Regions from separate parts of the Homo sapiens genome. Here region 2 is linked to region 1. The links are chromatin contacts, found by Hi-C in ENCODE. All regions are on one chromosome and are shown on one strand. The core of a region is the stretch at or near the end of the contact, and the rest is flanking DNA. Distances in the headings are between cores, read along the strand shown.

Region 1 (2,859 bases), core at 83-2,582:
CTTTCAGCTTCTTTCCACTTTTAATTAGACTGCTTCCCAGAAGCTGATTAGGCTAAAATTTTATAATAATAAGGAGGACAGGTCTAGACTCCCCTCCCTTCAGGCCCATCACTAGTAGCTCTACTGGATCTGGACTCATGTTGCCTCCTTGGTCCTAAGGGCCAACAGCACAAAAGCTCACAGCACTAAAGATGCGTGATGAAGGAGCTGAACTTTGCCTTCAAGAAAATGTCTTTCTTTGGGGCTTATCCTCTTGTTGGGAGAAGTCTCAGTATCTGCTTCTTCCCCTTCCCCTTGCAGCTTTGTTTTTATTTTTTATTTTATTTTTTAGAGAGAAGATCTTGCTCTGTCACCCCGGCTGAAGTGCAGTGGTGTGAACATAGCTCACTGCAGCCTAGAACTCTTGGGCTCAAGTGATCCTCCTGCCTCAGCCTCCCAAATAGCTGGGACTACAGGTGTTTGCCACCACGCTGGCTAAATTTTTTTTTTTTGTAGAGACAGGGACTTGCTACATTGCCCAGGCTGGTCTTAAACTCCTGGCCTCAAGTGATCCTCCTGCCTTGGCCTCTCAAAGTGTTGGGATTACAGGTGTGAGACACCACACTGGCCTCCCTTGCAGAATTTAAGAGAGAAATCTGAACTCCCCCTGTCATTGGTTGCTTTGGTTGAAGCTCCTTGAGATTGTCTGAGATTGTCTCCACAGTGGTCCTAGCTGCCATCTCAGCCTCTCTCTCAATTAGATATTGAAATACTTCCCCAGAGTTTTTAGCTCCCTTCTAACCAGAATTCTCCTTTTTCCTTGGCAGGCATCTCAGAAACTGTCAGGCAGCAGCTGGAGTCTCTGCAATGGTCTCCCCACCCCTCAGGAATAACCCTGCCTCTCTGCAGATGGCCTCTCAGACCTGCCTTCACAGGAGGGAGGCCTACGTTAGGTAACCATGCCCTAGCTTCAAGGTGGGGTTAAGCTTCAGGGTTCAGGTGTCTGTAGTGAGAGCAGGAAACAAGTGCCAAGGGAAATGCCACTGAAGAATGGAGGGGAATCTTCCAGCCCCAGGGGCTCATAGACCACTCCCTCCTGCCATAGGCACTGTCCTCTGAACGCGGCTCCCAGGGGAAGGGCCCTTCCTGTGAGTCCTGGGTTTATGGACCTGGACAAGTAGGAACAGGAGCAGAGCAAGCCTGAGAATGATTGAAATGCTGCCGTTCTGTCCAGCAGAGCAGAAAACTTGCGCTTGGGGAACTGAACTTTGAGAAATGCAAAGTGCCTGGGTGTTCCAGGATGAGCACATTGGAGCTTAGGTCCCTTCGTTCCTGGTAGTGGGAGAAAGCAGCAGATGGTTCAGCCTGGAGGCAAAGAAAGAGCCCAACAATTACGGGGAAGCTCAAGGTCAGCACAGGGTTAAGGCCAGAATCTAACCACAGATGCATATGATTTCAGCTTTCCACATGCATTTGTGTTGAAAGTAACTGTTGGAAAATTGTAGTCTGCTCATTCCAATAGTTCTTTTAAAACCATCCACATGTTGTTCTTAGTAAAGTCTGTGTCTGAAAACCCCTGTAAGGCTCATCACGCTGAAATGCCACCAAGTACGTCCGTAGGCTGAATTGTACATAGCATGTGAGGGCGCTGTTGCCATCTGTAAAACACAACATTCATTTTAAAATGTCACTTGTCGATCACATCAGTACACTCCGGCCTGGGCAACAGAGTGAGACTCTGACTCAAAAGAAAAAAAAATGTCACTTGACAATAAGGATTTTTAAAATGAATGATACAGGCACTGTTAATGAGACCTATGAAGTTTTCTAATGTTACAATGGCATCTCATACTTGAAAAGGTGGGGAACCGTTGCCTTAAAGATCTAGCTGAGGCCGGGCGCAGTGGCTCATGCCTGTAATCCAGCACTTTGGGAAGTCAAGGTAAGTGGATTACTTGAGATCAGGAGTTCGAGACCAGCCTGACCAACATGGCGAAACCCCGTCTCTACTAAAAATACAAAAATTAGCCAGGTTTGCTGGTGGGCACCTGTAATCCCAGCTACTCAGGAGGCTGAGGCAGGAGAATCGTTTGAACCCAGGAGATGGTAGTTGCAGTGGGCTGAGATCACACCACTGCACTACAGTCTGGACGACAGAATGAGACTCTGTCTCAAAACAGAAACAAAAACAAGTCTAGCTGAGGAGGTTCCTGGAACCAGGTAGAACTGCCACTCAGCCACCTTCATCATTAAGCTACTGTACAGACAAGGGAAGCTACCCTTTGAGTCTGCATCTGTTTATCATGTTCCCTAGTACCTGGTACTGCCCCAGGAGAGGTTTCTCATGGGGCACCTGATATATCTGGTCCCCCTCCCAGGCCTAGGAATTACCAAGGCAAACTATAAAAAACATAATTTTTTTAGACTGGATTTATAAGATTTATTATACAAGCACATAGAAAGTCCTCTATGGTACTTATGAGAAGCAAACAGCCAGTAAAAAGCAACAAAAGCCACATTAACAGTGAGCCTAAGTAGCTATTGGAACAAAAATCAATGCTAGCCTGCCTGGGTGCGGTGGCTCACGCCTGTAATCCCAGCACTTTTGGAGGCTGAGGCAGGCGGATCACTTGAGGCCAGGGGTTCGAGACCACCCTGGCTAACATGGTGAAACCCCGTCTCTACTACAAATACAAAAATTAACCAGGTGTGGCGGTGCATGCCTGTAATCCCAGCTACTCGAGAGGCTGAGGCACAAGAATCGCTTGAACCCGGGTGGCAGAGGTTACAGTGAGCCGAATCGCACCAACTGCACTCCAGTCTGGGTGACAGAGTGAGACTCTGTCTCAAAAAACAAAAACAAAGTAATGCTAGCCTGAA
Region 2 (2,876 bases), core at 192-2,691, 560 kb after region 1:
ACAATTTGCTAATGCTTTTGTCAGCTAATGAGATCAGAGAGAGAAGGAGGATTACGTTCTAACTAATATATATAATTTTAAATGAGGATAATAGACAAATAATTGGTGTTTTATGAAATAGATAGAGATTCTGAGATAGTGCAAGGAAAAGGGGAGATGGGTAGATGGACACAGACCCCCTATTGAGTCAGCAGATGAGCAGAAAGCCAAGCACTCTGACCCAGGTGGGTCACGCACACCCCAAATCCAATGTTTCCAGCGCCAGGAAAATCTCTTGGGCACTGCCAAGCAGACAGGAGCTGTTAGGTCCAATCTGTGGCCTGGAAGGGTGCAGCCGCCCGCATGCGTACCCATGAATCTCACATTCTCTTGGCAGGCTAGAGCAGGCCCCGGAAAGCCTGCACGCTGCCCCCTGCTGGCGGGGATTCCAGCACTGGCCTGGCTCCAGCAGCGAGGTCCCTGGAGAGTGACACTTCTTCAATACCTGCGTTGCTAGTCCCGTAGTCCTGGTCCCTTGATGGGGTCACCTCGAGGAGCAGCTGTAGGCTGATTTCCAACATTGCCAACTTACGCTCCTTGGAAGTGGCAGGTGGGCCTGAAACACCCTCCTAATGCAGCAGTCATCTGTCCTCCCAGGGAGGTCCCACTTAGAAGGAGGAATGGCTGGAGTGCCTCCTCATGCCCTCTGCACTCCCTCCAGCCCCCGCCTCCAGGCTGGGCCTCCGTTCTCATTCAGTGGGTGTGTGGGGATGGCTCTGTCACAAAACTCATCCTGGGGCTCTGTGGCCAAGGCCAGGGCAGGAATTCCCCCACCCCAAAGGAGCTGCGTTCTGCCGGCCTGTGGATAGTGGGCCCACCTGTCACTTCTAGGGAGCATGAGTGCCCCCCAGGGGATGAGCTCAGCTGCTGGGGCAGGTGAGGGCGGGGCTGCTATCAGCTTCCCTCCCCCGAGGAGGCCTCTTCCTGGCACTCCCCACAAAACCCTGCATCTCCATCCTTCTCCAGGGTCAGGCAGGCATGCTGGGGCAAGGCAGGTGCAGTGGGCAGGGAAGCCCTGCAGGTGCTGGAGGGGAAGGTGCCATTCAGCAGGGGACTGTCACACCCTGAGAGGCCTCTGCACAGGTGCTGGGACCTGAGAAGGCAACGCCAAGTGCGAGTTTAGAGTGCGAGTTTAGCATCATCCGTTTCAATGCTCCCTCCAGGTGGCCGGGGGCTCCATCCAAAGGTCCAGGAAGTCGTGGGCACCCTGTGCATGTCACATATGCGAGCGTCTGAGCTGGCCGTGAGAAGTCCAGAATGGCTCTGATCCACTCCCCCTTGTGACCGCTTCTGAGTCTTTAAATGATGACAGGATCAGTGCTCTGTGCTGAGATTGCCAGTCCTGTCCTGTGGTTTCAGGCTGGTGGATTGCCCGAGGCCACTCTCTGAGTCACGCTGCAGGGCTGAGTGCTTGTTGCAGCGAAGACACCCCCTGGCATTCATCATCTGCTCCCAGGCTCACTGATCTGCACTGCCTCTTCCTTTTGTCCCATGAATTAGCTGCTAATGTGCTGTCTTTCGCGTGGGAGGAAGTGGAGGAAGCTGCCTCGGTGGAAATGCCCCAGGTGAAAACTGCCAAGGCCACACTAGTCACAAGACAGCAGTTCGTTTTCAATAAGGGGAGAGAAGGAAAGGAAGGAAGAACCCAGGCATGTTCTCAAAATATGCAGTATGCGAGGAAGAACTTAATTGAGTTGATCAGATGCAGGAATTAAGATACAGAGATTAGATACACTGACCAAGATCAAACAGCCCAAGAGCCAGGCGCTGGCTGCTGGGACCCAGGCAGTTGGCCCCAGATGCCCAACACCCCAGGAGGTGCTGTGGGGCTGGCAGGTGGGGTCAGCCTGAGTTCAAATCCTGCAGCTGCCCCTGTGCAGCCGTGCAGCCTCAGGGAGGCCACTCACCCTCCCAGAACATCAGTTTCTTCACTTGTAAAATGGGGCTGATTACGTTGGTTTCCTGGGGTCCTTTGGGGGAGTAAATGGCACAGTCCACCATGGGGGCAAGTGGCTCCAAATCTAGTCTTCAATACACCAGGAGCAAGGGGCAACTTTCAGAAATGCTTTTAATTGAGTTAGCTGTGGCAATTACATTTTCATTCGATTATCTGTGTTAACAGAGAGGGATAAAGGGCATCTTAATGTTGCTTTAATGAACCAACAGCAAACCTACATGGGCTGCCAAGCAGCGTGTGGCCAGGGCTGTGGCATTGCCACTGTTTACAGGACCCCGCTGGGTGCTCTTGATAACCGAGGGTCGAGGGCCCCTCCAGCCTGAGTCATCACCGGCCTCCTTGCAGCCCAGACACAGCAGGGAAGAGCACCAGCCCCCTCTGCCTGCCCACGGTTGTTAGTTATAATAGTTAGTATTTCACTTACCACACTTTTCACTCTATCCATCTATCCATGTGAAAGTCCTTTTTTTTTTTTTTTTTTAGACAGAGTTTCACTCTGTCACCCAGGCTGGAGTATAGTGGCATGATCTCTGCTCACTGCAACCTCCACCTCCTGGGTTCAAGTGATTCTCCTGTCTTAGCCTCCCGAGTAGCTGGTATTACAGGCACGTACCACCACGCCCAGCTAATTTTTGTAGTTTTAGTAGAGACGGGGTTTCACTATATTGGTCAGGCTGGTCTTGAACTCTTGACCTCTGGTGATCCACCTGCCTCGGCCTCCCAAAGTGCTGGGATTACAGGTGTGATCCACTGCGCCCGGCCGTGAGCGTCTTTTGTAGGTATAATTCCTTACCTCGAATACTCACAGTGGCTGCATTTTACATCTGCATAGCTCTTTTAATTTTCACCACAGCTTCCTATTTCATTTTGTTCCACACCA

The links. A loop is a pair of places that touch in the nucleus more often than their neighbours do. Pooled maps may share reads with other maps.
Region 2: a loop to region 1 is called in a map of PC-9, with 9 times the contacts of the local background. The contact joins two enhancer-like sites. A Hi-C loop is called at or near these places in 1 of 168 maps with a recorded cell type or tissue (PC-9), 1 of 37 single-sample maps with no recorded cell type and 6 of 50 pooled maps.

What each region holds. Positions count from the first base shown.
Region 1 is chr18:8,981,409-8,984,267 of GRCh38, reverse strand. No RefSeq gene overlaps it. Among named protein-coding and RNA genes, the nearest start is that of NDUFV2, 120 kb to the left of the region's middle. Within about 2 kb of position 1,332, at least 5 of the 41 ENCODE cell types and tissues checked have a DNase peak (open chromatin) inside an H3K27ac peak, as active enhancers do.
Region 2 is chr18:8,424,121-8,426,996 of GRCh38, reverse strand. No RefSeq gene overlaps it. Among named protein-coding and RNA genes, the nearest start is that of RAB12, 180 kb to the left of the region's middle. RefSeq lists enhancers at 877-1,520, 1,521-2,164. Within about 2 kb of position 1,441, at least 3 of the 41 ENCODE cell types and tissues checked have a DNase peak (open chromatin) inside an H3K27ac peak, as active enhancers do.